2 separate regions of the Homo sapiens genome follow, and region 2 is linked to region 1. A link is an interaction called in ENCODE POLR2A ChIA-PET data of the cell type or tissue named here. Cell type or tissue: CD4-positive, alpha-beta T cell. All regions are shown on one strand. Links, peaks and the distances in the headings refer to the core of each region. The heading gives the core; the rest is flanking DNA.

Region 1 (2,915 bases), core at 314-2,813:
CCTGGGCTTGGGTGAATTAATGACCCATTTTTGCCATTTAATAAAAAACCAAGTGTCTCCTTGTGAGCACTGCATCTAAAAGACGTTCCAGGCTCCCCTTCTACTCTGGTGGGGTTTTGTTTAAAAAAAAACAACAACAACAAAAAATTGCTTTAAATAAAAAAAACATGAATTTCACAAAATAGGCAATTAAACACTTCTACATGAATGAATAATTCCAATGAAAAATGAAACTCCCACCCGTAATGAGGTCTATGCCAGGAATGCTGATGCCACATTCTAATGTTCCCATCCACTATCATTAGGGTCACAACAGCAAATGCTTCCGCTTTTACTAAGTAAAAAACACCACCTGGGCCAGGCGTGGTGGCTCACACCTGTCATCTCAGCACTTTGGGAGGCCGAGGCGGGTGGATCACCTGAGGTCAGGAGTTCAAGACCAGCCTGGCCAACGTGATGAAACCCCATCTTCACTAAAAAAAATACAAAAATTAGGCTGGGCGCGGTGGCTCACGCCTGTAATCCCAGCACTTTGGCAGGCTGAGGTGGGTGGATCACGAGGTCAGGAGATGGAGACCATCCTGGCTAACACGGTGAAACCCCATCTCTACTAAAAATACAAAAAAAAAATTAGCTGGGCATGGTGGCAGGCACCTGTAGTCCCAGCTACTCGGGAGGCTGAGGCAGGAGAATGGCGTGAACCCGGGAGGTGGAGCTTGCAGTGAGCCGAGATCGCACCACTGCACTCCAGCCTGGGCGACAGAGCAAGACTCCAACTAAAAAAAAAAATATATATATATATATATACACACACACACACACACACACACACACACACACAAACAAAAATTAGCTGTGTGTGGTGGCGGGTGCCTGTAATCCCAGCTACTCGGGAGGCTGAGGCAGGAGAATCGCTTGAAGCTGGAGGCGGAGGTTGCAGTGAGCTAAGATCACACCATTGCACTCTAGCCTGGGCTACAAGAGTGAAACTCTGCCAAAAAAACTCTCACACACACACAAAAAACACCACCTGGAAGAGTTAAATTGCCCTTTCTCTCTTCTATGGTGTTTTCAACACAATCTAGCAAAGAGAGATATTTTGTAAATAAAAGAATCAAAAGAAAAAATGTGTAATATTTATAATTCTAGAATCTGACTAAAACATGTCTCTTCAGTCTACTAAGTGTTTTCAAGTTCAAGCACATCCAGATAATGCCTCTTGGTTACACCAGCATCTCTCAGATAAGGCTTACTATGTGCCCCTTCCTGATTCAAGCGGGAGCTCGGAATCTGCCTCCTCAAAGTTGGGGGGACAGCTCTGTGTGATCATGGGACAGGGACTGGGATGCAACCACGGTGACCAAGCAGATGACTGCTGATCCTCATGGCCACCTCATCAGGGCCCGCCTGCAGCTCAGAGCTCATTATCCTTATCTCGGCTAAAGACATCAGGAACACATATTATACAAAATCCAATTAGGAAAGAAGAGCCCAGGGGCTCAGTCCTGACTCTCACTGCTTATCTCACTATATTAATTTATAAAATGAATTGGCTAATTCTGCCCCCTTGTTTGTGCATTGCATTAAAAATCTGAAAAATCTGAGGCATGTCTCAGGGCACCAAACAACTCCATGAGATGGCCAAGATAGAAAGCAGGAAAAAAATGACCCCAGATGAGTCAAAATTTGCCCTATTATGTACAAGATATTATGATTAGAGAAAGCCTGAGGTCAGGTTCTGAGCTTTGGTGAGCTGTTGGGCTCGTTTGCTTAAGAGCAGGTCTAAACTGCACTAGTGGTTTTTAGCAGCAACATGGGCGCTGAGGGAACAGCAGGAGAGCTCGGAAGAGGCTGCACTTGGTCCTAACGCTGGCTCTGCCCCTAAATACATGTGTTACGGAAGTGGCTCACATGCCCTCTGTGAACTTTCGTTTTCTCAGCTGCAAAATGAAGGGGAGGCCCAAAAATGTTCTAGAAAGCAGTGGTTCTCCAGCACTTGGGGTATCGAAGCACCCAGGAAATGCAAACATTGCAGACTCTTAAGCCCAACCCAAGTAGGTCTGATTCCGTAGGTGTGTGAGGAAGCCTAAAGGTCCGCAGTGAGAAAAACGATGATGGAAAGTTCCTTTCAGCTCTGACACTCTGCGTGGCCTGATTTCCAAAGTCCCTTCAAGCTCTCAACAGCTATACAAGCCCCCAAACAAGGAAAAGTTAATGTCACAGAAATCTAAAAACGACTACTCCTAACTACACTCAAATCATATCAGAACTGCCAGAACTCAGAGCACCCCAAAGTTTCATGTCCCAGATGAAGAGGAGGGCCCGGGTCCGGTGGTTCATGTCTGTAATCCCAGCACTTTGGGAGGCCGAGGCGGGTGGATCATCTGAGGTCAGATCCATTCCCAGGAGTTTGAGACCAGCCTGTCCAAAATGACAAAACCCTGTCTCTTCTAAAAATACAAAAATTAGCTGGCCGTGGCGGTGGGCATCATAATCCCAGCTGCTTAGGAAGTTGATGATGCACGAGAATCGCTTGAACCCAGGGGTGAGAGGTTGCAGTGAGCCAAGATTGCAGCACTGCACTCCAGCCTGGGCGACAGAGTGAGACTCTGTCTTAAAAAAACAACAACAAAAAAACAAAACCAAAAACAAATGAAGAGAAGGAAGCCTCTAACCCCCAACCCTGTGCCCTAAAAGCAGGGTGGGAACCACAACCCTTGGGCACCTGCAAGGTGTCTGCCTAGAGAGGCGTACGCCAGGCACATGTTCATGAAAGAGCCGTGGAGAAGAATCTACCTTGACCCACCCACAACTGACTCCCTGCACACTGAGTGGTCACTGAAACCCGAAAATGGGCACCTTCTGTGAGCCCCAATCTTGGCTCCATGGTACAGTGCTCTTTATTTTATTTTTAT
Region 2 (2,915 bases), core at 95-2,594, 91 kb after region 1:
AAGATTGCTAAAAACATCTTATTTAGACACTTCAATGTACCAATTTATAATTGGATATTCAGTTTAAATAGTACACAGAGTTGTGGCTTTTATTTTCAATTAATTTTTTTCCTTGTGGGCAGTGTGCATGGTATAATAAGCCTGAGCAGAGGCTTAAGTTGTATGTGTGCAGAGTTTGTAAAGGAATCAATTGGAAGATGCAGAAGACCGAGGTTTGCTTTCAAGGTATTTTTCAGGCTGTGTGGGTAAAATTTGCCTCAAATTTCTATCAAACAGGAATGTAAAATAGATAAAATCCTATGTATTTGAATTGTCAGAGCTAGGGAGTGCAAATGTTTTGGCAATGTATTCAAAATGCTGGCCTGGGCACCAAAGAGAAAATAGCCTTTTACAGTTACATAGTAAGATGCGATTAGTACCCACAAATTACTGTTTTCTAAACATTTGAAGTTTTACGATTAGCTTTAAAATAATGATTTTATAAATTGGTGGTCACAATAATTTTGGTATTACTTTCCTCCTTTTCCCACTTAGCAATATAGCCAAATGTATTCAACATAAAAATTCATAGGGTCTGAAATTCATAGCTGGGCCAAATTTTTTATGGCACCTTAGTTTTACCATAATGGTCATCTATTACACTCTTCTGTTATAAAATATACCCTTATTTCTTTTGTTTATAGTATCTTTGAGGAATGTTTTTGGAAAAGTTAATTTATATTTTATAGGGAGAACACTCAATAAATTATGTTAACTGTGCCCCCGAGTTAAAAATTTTATGAGTATATGTGAAACTTGAACAACTGAAGACTTTTTTTAATTGATAAAAATGCTTAGTATGCCTGTTTTGGTCTGCCAGTAAATTAAGTAGCTTATTGAGATAACTAACAGCTAAATATAGCTGTAGTGTTTCCTGACTGTATATTCTATGATTTAATAAAATTATCCAGACTAGTTATATTGCCACAGTAAACATGTGACTGAAGTGTCCTTCATCTTAATCTGAAAGAGGGCAAAATTTCATGATCAGTTAATGGAAGTTATTTCATATTAAGTGGTTTTTTTTTTTTTTTTTTTTTAGATGGAGTCTTGCTCTGTCGCCAGGCTGGAGTACATGTAGTGATGAGAACTTGGCTCACCGCAACCTCTGCTTCCCAGATTCAAGCGATTCTCCTGCCTCAGCCTCCTGAGTAGCTGGGATTACAGTCACGTGCCACCATGCCCAGCTAATTTTTTTGTGTTTTTAGTAGAGATGGGGGTTTCACCATGTTGGCCAGGATGGTCTCGATCTCCTCACCTCGTGATCCGCCCGCCTCAGTCTCCCAAAGTGCTGGGACTACAAGCGTGAGCCACGGTGTCTGGCTTTTTTTTTTTTTTTTTTTTGAGACGGAGTCTTGCCCTGTCGCCAGGCTGGAGTGCAGTGGTGCAATCTCGGCTCACCGCAACCTCCGCCTCCTGGGTTCAAGCTATTCTCCTGCCTCAGCCTCCCGAGTAGCTGGACTACAGATGCATGCCACCATGTCTAGTAAATTTTTGTATTTTTAGTAGAGACAGGGTTTCACCATGTTGGCCAGGATGGTCTCAATCTCCTGACCTCGTGATCCACCCACCTCGGCCTCCCAAGGTGCTGGGATTACAGGCGTGAGCCACTGCACCTGGCCATTAAGTGGTTTTTAAAATACAAAGCTACTTATCCAAATGAAATGTACCATTTAAAAACTACAACTGGGCCGGGCGCAGTGGCTCAGCCTGACCAACATGATGAAACCCTGTCTCCACTAAAAATACAAAATTAAGCGTGGTGGCCCGTGCCTGTAGTCTCAACTACTCAGGAGGCTGAGGCAGGAGAATCTCTTGAACCCAGGAGGCGGAGGTTGCCCTGAGCCAAGATTGTGCTATTGCACTCCACCCTGGGAAATAGAGCAAGACTCCGTCTCAAAAAAAAAAAAAGTGCAACTGTTGCCGGGCATGGTGGTTCACACCTGTAATCCCAGCACTTTGGGAAGCTGAGGCGGGTAGTGGATCACCTAAGGTCAGGAGTTTGAGACCAGCCCAGCCAACATGGTGAAACCCCATCTCTACTAAAAATAACAAAAAAATTAGCTGGGCGTGCTGGTGGGCGCTGGTAGTCCCAGTGACTTGGGAGGCTGAGGCAGGAGAATTGAACCTGGGAGGTGGAGGTTGCAGTGAGCTGAAAATGCGCCACTGCACTCCAGCCTGGGCGACAGAGCGAGACTCCATCTCAAAAAATAAATGAATTAATTAAAAGTATGGCTGTTGAGCTAACAGATGATTTTATAACATGACCCAATGCTATCTTGATCCAACTTAAGCCTAAGAATCGTTGCTCCCCACCCCGTTCATCAAAAACATCAGCAGAGACTTTTTGGGCATGCAAGGAAATGTTTTTTATTTCATAATTATTTTGAGATTTATTTTGGTGATGTGTTTCTGACTGACTGCCATATTCTTTGTTCTCATAATTTCTCTACTAGTATTTTCACTCCCAACCCCCGTGCCATTCCCACTTGATTTTTATGTCTGCTGGCAGTGAGAGGCTAAAATGGCCAACTTAAGCCAAAGCTGTAAACAACAGTTGAAGTAAGTCTTTCAATAAAGACTAGACTATATGATAAGTGGCTTTTTCTTATTGTCGTTTATTACATAATTATTCTACCAGGTTGCCATGAAATAAGCAACTGGGTTTTAAGTTTTCAGTAGTTATGTGGAGTATGTATGTAGTCAGGACCTATTTCCATGTTCTGTGTAAGTGTTAACAAGTCCATTAGCTTTGCTGAATTTAATCTCTGGATATGAAGGAGTAGAAATTTGCATCCTTCTAAAAATGCATGCTCTGTTTAATATTAATATATTAAAATTTATTAATTTGGAGTCCTCAGATACGGGAACTAATT

Evidence for each region. ChIA-PET counts read pairs that join two places held together with the same protein. Peaks named below come from ENCODE experiments on the same cell type or tissue, not always from the same donor. Only the 100,000 strongest peaks of a DNase experiment are listed, where the experiment ranks them.
Region 2: POLR2A ChIA-PET joins it to region 1 with 9 read pairs; 8 of 35 experiments call an interaction of 5 or more read pairs at or near these places.

Annotation. Positions count from the first base shown.
Region 1 is chr10:119,663,019-119,665,933 of GRCh38, reverse strand. All of the region lies in intron 1 of BAG3 (BAG cochaperone 3), which reads right to left. Among named protein-coding and RNA genes, the nearest start is that of BAG3, 13 kb to the right of the region's middle. RefSeq lists an enhancer at 1-205. In CD4-positive, alpha-beta T cell, for the core only: no CTCF peak of the experiment used is centred there; a DNase peak (open chromatin) is centred at 1,873; H3K4me3 peaks cover 1,087 bases; H3K27ac peaks cover 1,820 bases.
Region 2 is chr10:119,571,523-119,574,437 of GRCh38, reverse strand. TIAL1 (TIA1 cytotoxic granule associated RNA binding protein like 1) reads left to right here. Exons shown (of 12, transcript NM_003252.4): 12 at 1-973. Among named protein-coding and RNA genes, the nearest start is that of TIAL1, 24 kb to the left of the region's middle. In CD4-positive, alpha-beta T cell, for the core only: no CTCF peak of the experiment used is centred there; no DNase peak of the experiment used is centred there.